2 separate regions of the Mus musculus genome follow, and region 1 is linked to region 2. Evidence: chromatin loops called from intact Hi-C (ENCODE). Cell type or tissue: heart. All regions are shown on one strand. Each heading gives the region's core, and the rest is flanking DNA. Links, peaks and the distances in the headings are about the cores only. Region 1 overlaps Rps6ka2 (ribosomal protein S6 kinase, polypeptide 2). Region 2 overlaps Rps6ka2 (ribosomal protein S6 kinase, polypeptide 2).

What was found. Peaks named below come from ENCODE experiments on the same cell type or tissue, not always from the same donor. Only the 100,000 strongest peaks of a DNase experiment are listed, where the experiment ranks them.
Region 1: a loop joins it to region 2, with 2.1 times the contacts of the local background. A loop is called at or near these places in 2 of 42 quality-filtered maps.

Annotation. Positions count from the first base shown.
Region 1 is chr17:7,171,930-7,180,136 of GRCm38, forward strand. All of the region lies in intron 1 of Rps6ka2 (ribosomal protein S6 kinase, polypeptide 2), which reads left to right. Among named protein-coding and RNA genes, the nearest start is that of Rps6ka2, 5.9 kb to the left of the region's middle. In heart, for the core only: a CTCF peak has its summit at 4,791 (motif pointing right); a DNase peak (open chromatin) is centred at 4,672.
Region 2 is chr17:7,264,399-7,272,605 of GRCm38, forward strand. Rps6ka2 (ribosomal protein S6 kinase, polypeptide 2) reads left to right here. Exons shown (of 21, transcript NM_011299.4): 11 at 7,194-7,258. Among named protein-coding and RNA genes, the nearest start is that of Tcp10a, 56 kb to the right of the region's middle. RefSeq lists an enhancer at 4,095-5,570. In heart, for the core only: no CTCF peak of the experiment used is centred there; DNase peaks (open chromatin) are centred at 4,893 and 6,233; H3K27ac peaks cover 2,500 bases.

The DNA of each region.
Region 1 (8,207 bases), core at 3,430-5,929, 93 kb before region 2:
AATAACATTCCTAAGACCTGTGTGTGTGTGAATAACATTCCTAAGACCCCTAGGATGTGGTATACTCTATAGATATGCAGAAGGTCACACTGATGGAAAAGGGGGCAGAGAGATGGCTCAGCAAGCGGTGCTGGCTACCAATCCGAACAACCTGGGTTCAATCCCCAGGGACTCACATGGTAAAAGGAGAAAACTGAATCCCACAAGTTGTCCTCTGACCTTCATATATGGCAGTGTGTTTCAGTTGTTCACACACACACACACACACACACACACACACACACACAATTTTGAAAGGTCCAGAAAGCAGTGTATTCTGTCAGTTAAGTTGAACACCCCCTGTGGATGCACGGCCTAGCTAAGGTGATCAGCTCAGATGCATAGATGTGTGCTTTACAAATGGCCCCTCAGTTTTCTACCATTTGGTGTCTGTGAAAACCCACTTAGTATATTCTTCTGTCCTTATTCTGTTTAGCATGGGGAAAGACCCTGAGAAATGAAGGGTCTGTTAAAAGCGTACCCACCTTTCTGTAGTGTTAAGAACCTGTGTGGGTTCAGGCTGTTTTTTGGACAACGCAGATTGTAATAATGCCAAAGAAGTTCTGGCCTCAGGACCACGTGTCACTGGCTCTGTCTGCTCGTCCTGTAAGTTTCTGACACTTTCACAGTTCGCCAGGTCCCTTTGCCTTCCTTGGTAGGTAGACAGCTGCTTATGGGCCAAGGAAGAGCACATCCCAAGCCTGTAAACTCAGCTGGAAGGTCTGATGCACTGTGAGGTTGAGAGAGGCCATAGAGAATTGAGCACTGTTGTGCCTCTCTGTTGGGACAGATAAAAAAAGTTCACCGTTCAGAAAGTCTTCATTGTTCTTTAAAAATTGTTCTTAGGATACACAGAAAAAGTAAACATCTTTGTTTTTTGCAACTTGAAGCCTAGTGGTATAAAGAGGAAACCAACAGCAAGTTTGACGCGGTGATATCTTTGTTAACTGTGACTTAACATTTGGTCTAAAATTTATTTTACTTTTAGAATACAATGTTTGATAAACCTGGGGCTGTGGAGACCAAGTTACCTAATATGTGTGGAAACATGTTGTGAATTTCAGCTTAAACTAAATCTCATTTAAATATTTCTGTCTGGTATTGGCATTGACCTAAGTGATCAGGCCAGGTGGGCCACTTGCGCAGATGTGTTCCAGAGACTGTTGAATCTGGGGCCATGTGCAGCCTTTGTGGCATGGCCTGAGGCCACAGCAGTGATGTGTTACCACTGCCTCATCCCAAGGTCCAGCTACAGATGAGGAAGTGGAGTCTAAGGAGGCCCCATCTCCTGTGTTGGTCTAAAGACTATCCCTCATGTAGGAGCAGGGCACTGCTGTTATCAATTCTAGCAGTTTCTGGCTTTGTAGCCATTGATGCATTTAGGCACACAGGAAGCCGTTGCCATTGTAAAAAGGTAATTACTCTACGAAATATTTTGGAATGTGCTTCATAGCCTAATTTCTTTTTTTTTTTTTTTCTCTTGAAAACCTTTTCTGGAAGCCAGACAATTTTAAGTGGATCTGACATGTGCACTCAATTAGATTCACACTCCCCCTTTCACTAGAGAGGCTATTAACCTCTGTAAGCCTCTTCTTTCTCGGCCACAATACAGAAATGATAGATGCTGTTGGGCTTAGTGAGTGACTATACGGAAAGACAAACTAGAGTCTGGATGATCAAACTGCTCAGTCACTGTTAGCGGATGAGACTGATAAAGATGTACGTGGGTTTATCAAGTGGCTTTCATATCACCAGTGTTTATCGACTGCGTGGCTCGTGTTGTCCCTGAGATAGAGGCCTTGTCTGGTAACTAGAAGCTCCCGTGCCCTTCCTGCCTGGCAGGGGGAAGGTCAGCTGCCCACAGGATAGGATGGCCATGTTTACTCAGATGGAGTTTCCATCTCCTGGCTTGGGTAAGTGCTCCTCTTATCACCGTGCCTGCCATGAGTCAGCTGCACTTATCCGCGGATCCATCACCCACGTGGGTCGATTAGTCCTGGCTGTTAGAGCACAGAGGTGCTCCAGTGTCCATTTTTCCACTCAGAGCTGAGGAGGAAGGCATCTGAAACCCCAGCAGAGACCCCAAAGGTGCGATCCATCGTAGGTGTATACTCCTGGTTTATGCTCTCTCCAGAGGTAGTAAAGGCTACCTTAATTGATGTAAAATGATGTTATCTGCTAAACGTGAGATCTCCTCTGTTGACTAAAGGTATTGATACGCAGAGTCAGCTTGCTGATGGAATAGCCTGTCGCTTGGTATTATCAAGACCAGGGAGATCTCTGATCTGTTATTTTAGCCATTTCATCCAAAACTGAGATGTCTACCGAATGATAGTCTGTGAGAAATAAGGAGTAAGAAGGGGATTTTCAGTGGTGATAAACTGTTGGGTGGCAGGATTCCATTTACTTCTTTGCTCCATTGTTTAGGTTTGAGGAAAAAAAAATCTTAGAATGGGTAACATGTACTGAGCTAAGCAATTAGCATATAAAACTATGACCTTTACCTCAAAGGAAATTAGTATCTAGAGACAGTGGCCAAGAAATCCACAGAAGCCTGCTCTTGGGGTGGGAGTCATGTGAACTTCTTAGATCAATGGTTTTGGGGGATTTACTTTAATCAGTTGCTGGTTTATTTGTCATGGCAAAGGTAACCAAAGGTTGTCTATGTTCATAGACTGGATCTTAGTTGCTCAACTCCTTTTAAGAAAAACATGGTGTCCCAATCACGGATGTTAAGAAAGCAGCTAGGGTCAAATGTCAACCACGCCCCCAGCTGTAGGTAGACACAGTTTTTATTCTTGGTGACCAATCGAGAAGTGCGTAAGTTCTTCTAGTTCAGATAGTTTACAGGAAAATAATTTCCAATTAAAATAATTTTCAAGTACTCACAGTGAATACCTAGGAAATTCTGTTATACTTGTTGTAGTAGGCTTTGACAGACAGACAGACAGAACTGCAGGCCACAAATCAGAGTGGTCACATTGGTAAAGGTCACTTGGCCATTTATCCTTTACTGCATTTCCTAGACACTATAGCTAATTCTTTCCCAGTGCTCACTGTGTCTGGGATATACCTTATCTTTGTAGCTCTCCCCCCCCCCCCACATACTTTCTTTCTTTACATCAAAGAAATTTATCAAAATAGTTTTGCTTACTCAAAAATACATGTAACTAAACTCTTGAGATTCTGCCAGTTCTCCTTTGGCTGTCTCCATGGTCACAGTGAGACCACAGGGTCACCATGGGGAGGCCACTGGGTGACTGAGGCCACTCAGTACAACTATTTGTTCCTTTTTCATGCATTCGGAAGTAGAAGACAGAACGAAGGGAACATCAAATAAAAGTCGGGACACCTTGATCCCTGATGTCCAGTTACTTGGGAGGTCTCTCTCTCTATATCAGATGTGATAGATGGGTGCTCCTTCCTCAGATATGGTGGGTGTATACTTGGTAGGAGAGGAAGACACCCTCTGAGGCAGCTTCCATAGCCTTGGCTGCAGGGAGGAAGCTGCAAGAGGAAGAAGTGGGAGGTGACCAGTGTTACTGCTGCAGTCCTGACCTTTGAATGCTGCAGTGGAGAGAGTGCCCCTCTGAGGTGGGGGAAGCTGAAGATGAGTTTATTCATGGGAGGTGGAGTTGGTATCTAGTTTAGCCAGAAGAAAATATAAATAAAATATATATTTAATAGTACACATATAAATATAAAACACATTTATTTTATATAATGTCTTATAAATAAAATATAAATAGAAAAATAAATATTATTTATATTTATATCATAATATACTTATAATTATATAAATTTATATTATATAATATATTATCAATATGACTCCCCCCCACCCCCCCACACCCCCCCCCCCCCCCGCCAACATTCTGTGCTGTTGAATAAGCAAGGCTCGAAGAATTTGCCGGGCACTGGTGGTGCACGCCTTTAATCCCAGCACTTGGGAGGCAGAGGCAGGCAGATTTCTGAGTTCAAGGCCAGACTGGTCTACTGAGTGAGTTCCAGGACAGCCAGGGCTCCACAGAGAAACCCTGTCTTGACACCCCCCCCCCCAAAAAAAAAAAAAGACTTGAAGAGTTCTCCAGAATGTTCTGTGCTTACTTAGTTATAGGGCTGTGGTTTGTTGTTTCTTTCTTGGCATTCTGTTTGTAGACACCTTTTCACTTATTAAAACTGTTGAGTTGACCATGGGGAAATTGCTAAGAAGTAAGCTTTTCAGCTCCTGGGTCAGATGCAGACGGATGCAGTGTCTGTATCTGATGCTCAGATATGGAAGGCACTGTTTATGCTTTCTGTTAAGTCAGTGAGGATGAAGCCATGGTAATGTGGCTGCCAATAAAACGAGGAACCTCCTCCCGGGGCTCAGCAGGTAACCGTGGAAGAGCTGCACTTGTGTGCTACTAGGCAGGCAAGGATGCTTTCTTTGCTTAGCTGGCGATTTGCATAGTTCCTTGAGGTCTGCTAAAAGACATAACAACAATATCACTCTGGTCATGGAGACCTGCTTAATCCCCAGCCACAGCTTGCAAAGGTCCCCAGACTCTGTCAGCAGCTGCACTTCCAGTGGTAGAGGAAGTTCTGCACCCCTGAGCCAGCTGTGTCCCTGTGAACGCCTGCTGGGAGCATGCCTACATCTCCCTGGCTAGCTGCCTGTCTACCTCACACTTCCTGTTTTCTTGCCTTTGGCTGGATCACTTCCTTAATCCTTTGGATTACCTGCCTCTTCAACTGCAAAAGACAGCCTGCTTTGTAGTGGTGGTACCTCAGGCCTCCAGAGGGCAGAGATGCATGACATAGGCCAACTAGGGAAGATCTGTATTGGCTATTCCGTGGGGCTATACCCAGATAATAGCCAGACCCTCTGTCCAGGGCTGGCATTATATAGTTCTTGCCAGCTTCCTCTGCGATCCCACTCTGGGTACACACTTGGCTCAGATTAATATTGTCACCAGAAAGCTGGCTTTCCTAGATTACAGTGTCCTTAGGATGAGGGTTTAGGGCTGGTGATACAGCTCACTTGGTAGAGAGCATCCAGACGGTCCTGAGCCTGTCCGTCTGTACCTCATAAAACTAGGTGTAACTCATGCCTGTAATCCCCATACTGTAATCACAGAAGGTAGGGGCAGGAGTTCAGGCTCATCCTTGGCTACATAGAGCTAAAGTTCCAGGCTGGGATGCATGACTCTGTCTCAAAAAGAAGGAGGTTTAGTATTTGTATCTGTCATCTATAATCTCTGTCTGTCTGTCTGTGTCCCCGCCCCCGCCCCCCCCCCCCAGTGTGTGTGTGTGTGTGTGTGTGTGTGTGTGTGAATGTATGTATGTGTGCGTGCGTCCAAGCTGAGGGATGGTGGCAAGGAGTGAAGCCTTGGCAGAAATGCACTAGCTTCCTGGGGAGAAAAGATGAAAATCCAGGAGATTAGGACATCAAAGTAGGGGAATAAGCAGGTCACTACTGGTTGGGACTGGGAAAGAGCCGAAGCCCACAGAAGGTCTGTGTGCCTCTGGGGTTTCCATCCTCACTCTGGCTTTAGCTAGACACTTGTCTGTGAAAATCTGGAACCTGCTGTGATGGGCAAGTGTTCTCCACTGCAAGATGGGGCTTCGTGGGATGGGCAGGACACCTCCTCCTGCCCGTGGATGGGTTATGCCTTTGTGTTTCACTTAGTAAGTGGGTAGCTGAGATTATAATAGAAAGAGAAGTGACTTCTGTTTGGGAATGGCTGTGGCGGGGGCTAGTCTGAGTGTTTGAGAACAGGATCGAGGGCCTTTCGGGAATGAAGGATGGAGGACAGCCTACTGTTGGTGTTGACATCTAGGCATCTTGTGGAGCATCAATGTCTTTATACGCACAAAGAGACAAGGGCGCTGCTTGTTAGGAAGCTGCCTGGCACAGCCCATGTGAGGGAAGTGGGATGGAATAATGGAGTGTAGTGTTCAGGAGGGACAGAGGAGCCCACAGGTAGGCTCTGAATGCTCTCAGGAGCCAGCAGACCCTCATTCAGGCTCATGTGGTCACTGGTAGCCAGAAGCTCCTTGTCAGAGCAGGAAACCCAGAAGAGCTGGTATGAGGTATCTCTCTCTGTAACTCACAACAGGCTTGCAGAGGTGCGCAGGGACCTTTGTAGCTGGTAAATGATTCTCCATTGCTTGGTTGACTTTGAAGCTAGTTGGAAGGGAAAAAAAAAAAAAAACAGACAAAACCAGAAGAAAATGTTTATTTTTTAGAACACCTTTAGCTTTTGAATTCCATTTAGTCAGTTGTCACGGTGGAACCCGGGAGAGATGGGCTACTGGACTGAAGGCAGCAATGGTGTTGCTAACCTTCGGTCTTCATCTCAGGGAGTCCCCGAATCAGCACAAGGCTGAGCATGCCTTATATTTATTTGTAAAATGTGGTGATGCAGAACACAGGAATGTTCATGCGTGACTCAATGGAGGGACTGCAGAACCTACCGCCAGAGGAAAGTGGATAAAGCTGTCTCACTTGAGGTTGGCATGCTCTATCTTGCTCTGTCCTTTGATAGTATGGTACTGTGGTCCTGATGGTGCCTGGCAAGGGTTGTACTTCAGAACAAACCTGTCATGGTCCTTGTGTATGTGGGGGAGAGGAGAAGAGGTAGCAGTCTGCAGTGAGCAAACACAACCTCTCACTACCCATGACTTTCACTTTTCTCCGTTACCCCTGTCCCTGTCTCAGCCTGGAGGGGATGCTACCCTCTGTCTAACCCATTCATCTTTCCTCTAAGATGGTCATGAGGACTCCATTGTGGGGGTGGCTTGTTCAGCTTGGCGGGCGTCTCCAGCATCCAGCCTGTACCAGGTACTCCTTGCAGCAGCCAAGGAGGCACCACGAGCTGCGTCAGGTGTGTGAAGACGCCTTCTGGACAGAAAGCGATTTGGTTGGCATGGTCCTAGTTTGGAAAGGAGTGTTACTGCTGAGTAGTTGGGTGGGACCTGGGTGGCAATGCTCAGTGATCCCCCACATCTGTGTCGGCCTTCTGTGTTGTGACACAAGTAGTAAGGATGCCAGTTGACTTTGGCGACCGATCACTCCACTTGAGTGTAGACTTCACCTCTGGGGTCCTTGCTGAAATACTTGATACTTGACTTCATCAAGGTCACCAGCAATAGCAGCTGAGCTCCAGTTCCTTCCACTGTTAAAATAGCACTCGCTGCCTTTGAGGAATCTATCAGAAGACAACAAAGCTGTCTGTGTAGCAGGCATGGTGGGTACCTCGTAAGGGCTAGTGAGGCGGGAGAGTAGGCTATGGTCAAACTCCGTCACTTCCTTCTAACCACGGATTCTAAACTCACACACCACAGCAGTGGTGCCATGCACATATGAGATACAGGATACGTGTCTTGCTTGATGGCACCCTTCTGTGGCTGGTCATTGTAAAGCCTCATCATTTAAGATCATCATTAGGTCATGTGGGAAGGACTGCATGTAGAGTGTAGTGTGGGCTGCCTGGGTACACACTGGGTCTTCCCAGTACAGTGGACATCTTCCATTTGCCCTTCAGAAAGTGTCAAAAAGCCATTCAGGCTGGCGTTGGAGGTCAGAAGCTAGCAGAGTAGGGGGTTCAGTGCCATCTCCGCTGCAGATGGAGCACCTGCTCACGACTGGCCATGGCTCTCCGGAGGCCATGGCTTCCCCAGGGCACTTTGGTGGGTCCTGGTGATCATCCAGGAGGGGATACAGCTGAGCAAGAAGCTGGAAGCACTTGTTGTCTCCGTCTGGAGCCTCCTCCCACCTTCTTCAAACCCAGTGTCCTCTATTGTCCCTCCCCGTTCAGGCAGAGGAGTATGTGAGCAACATCTTATAACCCCACTCCCACCCACTGCACATCTGGACAGGAAGGGCGTGACTTATGAACTTCATAGGTCAGTGTTTCTGTCCATCATGACTTTCATCCAGTTCTTGTCTCAGCTAAGAAGCAGGGGCGGCATGTCTGATGTATCGTCAGAAATCTCACAGTACTTTTCTGTCTTCTCTGTTTGTCACACATCCTCTTCCTCTCGGCTCCTCTCTCCTCTTGCAATCTCTGGATCACACATTTGCACATCAAGCCAATAGCAGGCTCCAGAGGGAAGAGCCTATGCTCTCCATGGTGTACATGAAAGGGTAGCAAGGTCCAGGCCCTGGTGAATGCCTGTTTCCC
Region 2 (8,207 bases), core at 3,810-6,309:
TGCTAAGCAAGCATTTTACCACAGATCTACACCTCCAGCCATTTTATTCCTTTTGACACAGGTCTTACTAAATTATCCAGGATGCCCTTAAACTCACTCTGCTTGGCCTTGAATTTGAGATTATTCTTCCTGTCTCCAGAGGAGCTGGGTCAGAGCATACTGGAGGACTCCTGCCGCTCAGAACACACTACTGCTGAGTGCCTTTGTAGGACTCAGATTCCCCACAGTGCAGGCGACTGCTGTTCACATCACTGCCACTTGCCTCTGAACCATGTCTGGAGGGCTAGACTGACTCCATCCTTCTAAATGTCTGGTTCCAGCCAGTTCTTTCTGGGTGAGCCTGGAGCACGCCTCATGCCCCTTCCTGAGTGGCTTACACTGTCCAGTGTAAGTATAGCCATGCTCAGTGGACCTTGAGGCAGTCCTCAAGGGGAGGATGACAGCCTGTGACAGGCGTGACAGCTGCTGCTTACTGACCAGGAGATCAAGTCAGGGCACTTGACTGAGCGCTGTGCAGTCATCACCCTTAGACAAGTCCTCACAGTGGTGCTATAAGTAGGCCAAAGGAGAACTCTCTGGCTCACGTATAAACAAGGAGGCAACCAGGTGTAATCCCAGCACTTTGGAGGCAGAGGCAGGCAGATTTCTGTGAGTTCAAAGCCAGCCTGATTTATGGAGTGAGTTCAAAAACAGTCAAGGCTACACAGAGAAATCCTGTCTTGGAAAACAGCAAACAACAACAACAACAAACTCAACCAAAACCAAAACCAGGGAAGCAGCCACGATAATTGCTTTTGGCTGCAAAAACAAAACAAAACAAACCCCATATTTGAGCCTGTTGCTTGCCTCTCATAGAGGTGTGGAGTTCCTCGTTAAATGGGCCACAGACAGTGGGAAGCAAAGGCACAGATGAGCCTCTGTGTCCTTCCCTAACTGAGTATTGGACCTGACCTGGCCATGTCTAGCTAAATGACTGTGGGAGGTCAGCTCTTCTCCCAGCTGGTCAAGGACCCAGCTGGTCAGTCCCTGAGGTCTCTCATGACCTCCCAAGCCCACAGCTTTGCATACCCTTCCTGTCAGGGAGGCATCCAGGGTCCTCATTGCACCTGTGGAACCCATCATCACATTCCACTCGTTCCTGCCGTCCTCCCTCCGACCGTGAGGTTTGAGGAACCTGTTATATCTGGCTTTTTCATAAACACTTGCCTTTTAGGACATCAGGGAAATACAAGAACTCCATGTTGGAAACCTCAGAGGAGGGACAGGTTCTCCCTGACTACCACAGTGCTTCAGGCACGGCCTCTACTGTTTAAAAAAAAAAAAATATGGTGAGGTCTGACAGCGGCTTCCAAGGGGGCTTTGGCATTCCAGAGCAAAGTCAGGTGACAGTAACCCATTCAGAGCCCAAAGTTGGAGCCAAGCGTTGGGGCTTTTATTAACGGTGCAGCAGCGGAGCATTGTCCGTGGTGGCTCCAGTCCACAGGGACAGACTTGGAAATGCTCTCCGAGGCTGGCCTTGTGTTGAATCCTTGGGGATCTGCCAGATTTGCAAGGAAACTGTCTTTAATTCACACCTGGATGCTGTCCAATGGAATTTACTTATGTGAAGGCTGTCTCTTTTCTCTCTCCCTGTGCAGAGGCTCCTGGACGCTCTCTGCAATTGAACTTGCTGAATTGTTATGAGAATCTCAATTTATTTGTTTTCCTTTATACACTCTTCATTCTGCACAGCCAATGTGCATAAAAGATAGGAAGGTTTCGAAAAACAGTAGAAGAGAGATAATTACATAAAATTCTAGTCTTAACAGATTTGTGTTTATTTTGAGATTGTATTTATCGGCTCCAGAGGCATCCAGCAAGGGCTTCAGTCCTTTACCAGACTTCCTGTCTCGAGAGGCGGTTGTGATCACAGACTTCTTGCTTCCTGAGAATGTCTTCAAGCTTGTTTCCCTTTTTTGCGTGTTGGGATAAAACAAAAAGCTCTGGTTCTTTCATACCTCACAGATTCGGATGAGGTTAGAGATGCGGTGACCTCCAACCTTGGCAGGGTCTCCGTGAACTGATGGCACCCTGGGATGCTGGCCTGAATTCATCCCGCAATAATCCTGGCTGAATAGCGAAAGCCCACGAGCTTAGTCCAGTGTCCCCAGGAAGGTCCCCAGGAAGGTTTCTGTGCACACGAGCTAGCTGGACCGCTCCTGTGGGCAGCACCCAGCCACAGCAGAGTGAGGCCGAGCCTGTGACATATGGCCACATGCTTCAGCATAAAGGGGAAGGGGCTAAGCACACTGCCCACAACAGCCCAGGATGGCCTGTCTTCAGTAGAAGCCAGGGTAGGAGAGAGACAGATGCCCAAAGGCGAACACAGATGTTCTCATCTGCTAGCTGGGCAGGAGAGGGGCATCCCTCCACCTTGTGCTCTGCTGTCTGGCTCCTTAAACAGTAAGCACATTAATTTTATGATTCTAAGAGGTTTTGGGGTTTTTTTTTTTGTTGTTGTTGTTTTGTTTTGTTTTGTTTAGGTGGGGAGCTGTTTTGAAGGGAAAAATTCAATATTTAGAGATACATGGCAGGGGACCGTAAGAAGTTCACTTTTCCCCACCCTCAGGGCCACACTAGCTCTCTTTAACAGATAGGTGAGCCGGGCGGGGGGGGTTGTCGCACTTGTACTCAGCACAAGGGTTGTCAGGGTTTGATGAAACAGCACAGACCACAAAATGGGGCTGAGACAGAGAACAAGACGGTGGGGGGAAACCCAGGGGCTTTGCAAGGCCTGCTACAGACCCCACCCACCCAGCCTGCACTCCACTCTCAGGACCCCGTATCTTGACCACCATATGAGAGGTCAGAATCTGTGCCCCGATCCTGCTTGGAGAGGTGGGCAAGAGTGGTGGTACCCATAGGCCTGTCTGCTGCCTTTGGAAACAAGGGGTCCTGGCTTCTCTGCACTCTGTGGAGAGAAGAAATGTTAGTGTCTCACTTGCTCCAGAGAAAGCTGGTGAGATGGGTTGGAGGGGGGAGGGGGACTCTGTCATCCAGGGATTTGCTTTGGGGTTCATTTTCTGAGCCCCACTATGTTGCATATGGCACAGGGCAATCTTCCAGCTTTCCTGGCACGGAACATGATCTTAGAAGGGTCCCATTTGAGCCCCTCATTCATACGCTGGCCTTAGAGGTCTTCCCAAATCTGACAGATGGTCCTTGTTATCAGGAATTGTGGGGTGGCATACAGAAGACACAGCTCTGAGGTGCATACATATGCCTTGCTGCCAAGGTACAGGGGAGAGGGAGCAACTGTTTCGCTGTGACCCCTGCCTGGTCCATGCTCACTTGCTGTTTAACCTAGAGCCTGTGCGTCCTTGCTAATCTGTGAACTCAGGATAACTGTGTACCCCAGAGTCATCCGGTGTCTCACAGGGGCATAACAGCACCTGACATGCAGGACACACTGCCCTGTGTCGAATAGATTGATTGTAATGGGCCTGGGGGGAGGGGGGTGTGAGGAGGTGCTGTGGTTTACAGGAATGTCTTAGAGCAGCCATCTCTCCATGTTGCCCTTCTGCATCCTGAGCTGTCCCAGGCCTGAACCACCTCCACCTCCAAGCCTTTTCCTTTGCTGACTGAGTCATTCTGTACCACACACCTCTCTTCCCACATGGAAGCCTCCATCTGCCACTTACAGTCATACTTAAGTGTTGGGTATGAGTGCTGAGTGCCTTCTGTAGTGCTGGGCATACCAAGGCCCTGAACCCTTAGCTGACTCTGTCAGGTCCTCTGGATGGGTAACAGAGGTCCTGTGGGGCAGAGAGCACAACAGCCTTGGCGGGACAGTTCCTCATACCTGTATGGCTGAACTGGTCTAGACTAAGGATCAAGGACCCTTCTATCCATAGCAGAGGTTATGGGAGATTACCGTCCTGGCATCTGTAAATGAGAGCTATTTCCAAGTCAGGGGCTTGGGCTTAGCTCAGAACCAGCCCTAGGGATCCCTCAAGAACTCAAGAAGCCCTAGGGCTATATTATGATAGGATACACACACCACCACCACCACCACCACCACCACCACCACCACCACCACCACCACCACCACACAACCCAGCAGTTCTGCATGACACAGTTATGTCATGCAAAGGTTGTTTATATAATATGGGTGAGATTTAAATGGACAGAAAACACTTTAAAGAAATGATGTGCTACAACCATATTAGTGGCTAACAAATACAAAAGCGAGCTCATATTTCTGTCTCGTCCTGGACAGTTCTCTCAGTAGTCCCAGCTTAGATTCAGATGGTTTGCCAGTCAGGGCAGGTAAGGGAGGCAAGCCACCAGCAGAGAGAATTCTGAGTGTTACCGGGAGGATCACGGGTGTATCCCGTGCAATTCTGAAAGGACAGTGAGTATAAACCTTACGGAGGATCTACGCGTTAACTATTTTCAAAAGTAAGATTAAAGGCAGTGAAAATCTTTTTAGCAGGTCAGAACCTCTTGTGAATAGTTTGCTGGGTTTGGAAGTCCCGATGAAATGGGCACATCAGAGGAGGGTGTTCGAGTGCAGAGAAGGCCTGGCTAGACATGGGAAATAGAAGGAATCCTTCCCCAGGATAGCATGGATCTTGATTAGCCTCATGCCTTTATCAAGTATAGAAATGCAGGTCCAGAGAAGCACGATTCAAGCTGTTCCATGTGAAAAGTGCCCACAGTGATTAGAATGTGCATGGCGAGGTGTGGCGGGGGCCCTCCGTCCTCTGTCACTGCCTGGGAAACTTGCTGCAGAATAATGGAGCCTAAAGAGAGACACAAGGCACTCCATTCTGCCTGTCTCTGTCTGACTCCAGGGTCCTGTCAGTGCCTGTGACAGGAGATGAGTTGCAGGCATCCTCCTGGAACGGGGGAGGCTTGAGTAGTGTTTGGTGGATGGAGATCCTGTAACGTAGCAGCTCTGGCTCTCACATCAGCACAAACACATCCCCAGCCTCCTCTCCCGGAACTCTGCCCCCTGTTATTTGTCAAGTGTGTTCAGTGTAGATAAAAGCAGAGCCAAATCCATTGCTATCTATTATAAAATACGTCAGGAGACGATAAGACCTGTGTGAAGAATAATGACCAAGTTTGTTCTCTAAAGGTCACCACAACAACATTTTAAGGACCTGGCTGCAGACAATGCATAGGATTTCTGAGCGACAATCAGAACATCAGCCCTTTTTGCTGAGACTGCAAAACTGAAACAGTGTCCGATTCTAATTGGGGCAGATGAAGATGAGGTCAGGGAACTGTAACGGAGGGGATTCATCAACAGCCAACACCAGCTTCTCTGTCGTGTTTCCCTTATTCTTGCAGGCCGCACTGCAAGCCATGGGTATACAGAGGTTCTGCAAGCAGAGGCAAGGCATGCTCGCTGGAGAGCGTGCATGCCAAGGCCTGGGAAAGTGGGTGGCATTCATCATCGGGACCAAGGGGAGCTGTGAATCTGGGGTACTCAATCTGGAGTTCTGGGCTGCATCAAAAGGAGTGCAGGGACAGTGGTCCAGGAGGGCAGCTGTGGAAGTCGGGTCAATGGCTCTGGCAGTTACTTCAGCAGCATTGGAATGCCCCCTCAGGGAAAGAACACTACGTGCCAGGAACCCATACTCTGGTCCTGTGATTTGGGCTGCAGCAAAGGAGATAGGCACATTGATCCAAAGGAGCCTCTGCCGGGGCCGGGGGCAGGGGGTGGGGGGTGGGGGGTGGTGTCTGAGCTGAAAGATCTGGATCAGATCTGGGCATAATGGTGGAACAACACAGACTGAGACTGGTGTGTCAATAAAAGCTGCTGTGATTGGCTTAATTAGATATTTCTAAGCAAAGGCCTGACCAAGCTACCTGAGAGGTGAGAGGTAGTCCGCATCATTGCTGTGGACTAAGCAGAGGACCAGAAAGGTCAGAGCATATGCCATGGGCTACATGTGACTCTGCCCCCCCCCCCCCCCAGACTCCAGCTAGGACAGGTCACCACAGCATCTCAAGGTAGCCTTGTGGTGACCTTCACCGTGCCCTGAGCAGAGCTGTTTCACAAAGGAGGAGCATCCCCATCCCACGCCAGGGCTCTAGGCACTGGGTGTGGGCTCAAGAGGACCATCTGATTTTGATCAGAACCATTAGGCCTTCGAGCCAGGAGGAGGTTGGGGTGCAGCGTTGGGGGAAGGGGACATTCACTTCCTACCCTTGGGACAGGAACTGATGAGACTCCTGTGATCCAGTTCCCAGCTGGCTGAGACTAGCTCTGTCCCTGACTCACGGCCTCAGAGCCTGGGCTCCTTGCCTGCCTTAGCTCCTGGACTTTGCTTTCAATTAACGGACCTTATTCAGCGCCGCTTCAGGTTTAAAGGAGGAGTGAACAGTGAGTCCTCTCGCCCCTCCCCACCCATCTCCGGTTCACATTTGGTGCATGTGTGTGTTTGCCAGTTGCTTAACACATTCATGTTTCCCCTTGGAACTTACCATTCACTCCAGGCTGGTCTGTCACTGTGGGACAGACACACATGACACACGACACACACCACCATCTCCTGCCCACCCATGCTCCTGTGCAGTACACAACTTTGGATATAAACAAAGTAAGGGGAGCTGTTAGGTAGGCACAGTGAGTGGACAAATCAGAGAACCACAATCTGCCTCTGGGTGACAGTGACCGTTGTGCAAGCGTTGGGTGTGGTAATGGAACCTCAGGCCAGGCTCCGTGTCCCAGAACTCGATCCTATCCAATCTCCTTCTCCTTCCCATGGTCACTGGTACAGCAGCCTGGACAGATGTTCTACTCAGAACCTTCTGGCTCCGCTGTGCCTTGTCACGTCTTGGGAAGCTGGCCTGATGCTGTGTTATGGGTGTTGTAAGCATGACCTGTGACCATGACAGCCACCTGCTCCTTCTCTCTTGGCCATGCGGGCCTCCTACACCTGGAGCAGGCAGTCTGGACCTTCCCTTTGCTACACACTTCTGTTTCAGACTATGTCTATATCACAGGCCTGGGAGTCAAACGGGGGCTTCTTGGGCTCTCAGGCCATGGGCAAGTTCAATTTTCTTCTCAAAGAGAGACCAAGTCAGGACTTTCCCTGTAGCTTTTCCTGTGTGCATCAAACAGCTGCAATAGCAGCAGTCAGAGGTGACACATGGCCTTGGACCTTCACTGACATTTCTTCTCTACTGTGTTGTGACAGGTGCTGGTGTTGATGGAGTGGAGGAAATTAAACGTCACCCGTTCTTTGTCACCATAGACTGGAATGTAAGTCGCATGTGGAGGCCTCCACTGTACACACAGGGCAAGGAGGGGGCGGAGGGACTACGGCAGCTGCTTAGTGCACATGGCTTCTGTCTGCCCTAAGAGTCTGAGACAAACACAGCTGTCTACCTGGGTGTGAACATTCTCAACACAGCTGTCTCCTCAGAGAGATGCAAACTGGTGAGCACCCGTCATCCAAAGTCCTGACCAGCATCTGTCATCTTGTTGATGTGAGCTGCTGCTGAGGCAACTGGCTTGCAGGGGTGACTTGCCCCTGTCAGCCTCCTGGGCTCTCCCCTCTCCCAAGGCATGTCTCCTGATATCCATGCTGTGTCATACAACGCCCTCACACGTGGGATTAGTTTACATTTGTCCTAGAGGGCTTTTAAACAGATGTCTATGCATCAGGGTGTTGTCTGGTGCACCGTGAGTTGGCTGTTCAGACATAGCGGCAGTGTGTGAGCATCCAGTGCAGAGCAAACAGAAGCAGGGAGAAGACAAGCAGGAAGAGAAGGGGGAGGGAGGGAGGGAGGGAGGGAGGGAGGGAGGGAGGGAGGGAGGGAGGGAGGGAAGGAAGGAAGGAAGGAAGGAAGAGAGGGAGGGAGGGAGGGAGGAGGGAAGGAAGGAAGGAAGGAAGGAAGGAAGGAAGGAAGGAAGGAAGGAAGGAAGGGAGGGAGGGAGGAAGAAAGGAAGGAAGGAAGGAAGGAAAGAAGGGAGGGAGGGAGGGAGGGAGGAAGGAAGGGAGGGAGGGAGGGAGGGAGGGAGGGAGGGAGGAAGGAAGGAAGGGAGGAGGGAAGGAAGGAAGGTAGGTAGGTGTGAACAGTTTTCAAAAGAACTGTATTCAGGCTCTGAAGTTCTTGGTAGCCAATGCAGAGGTCTTGCTGATCTGATCTGTCCTATCCCTCTGTTTCAGCTGTCCTTTCCCACACAAGTGGTCCAGGTGCCACCCCTT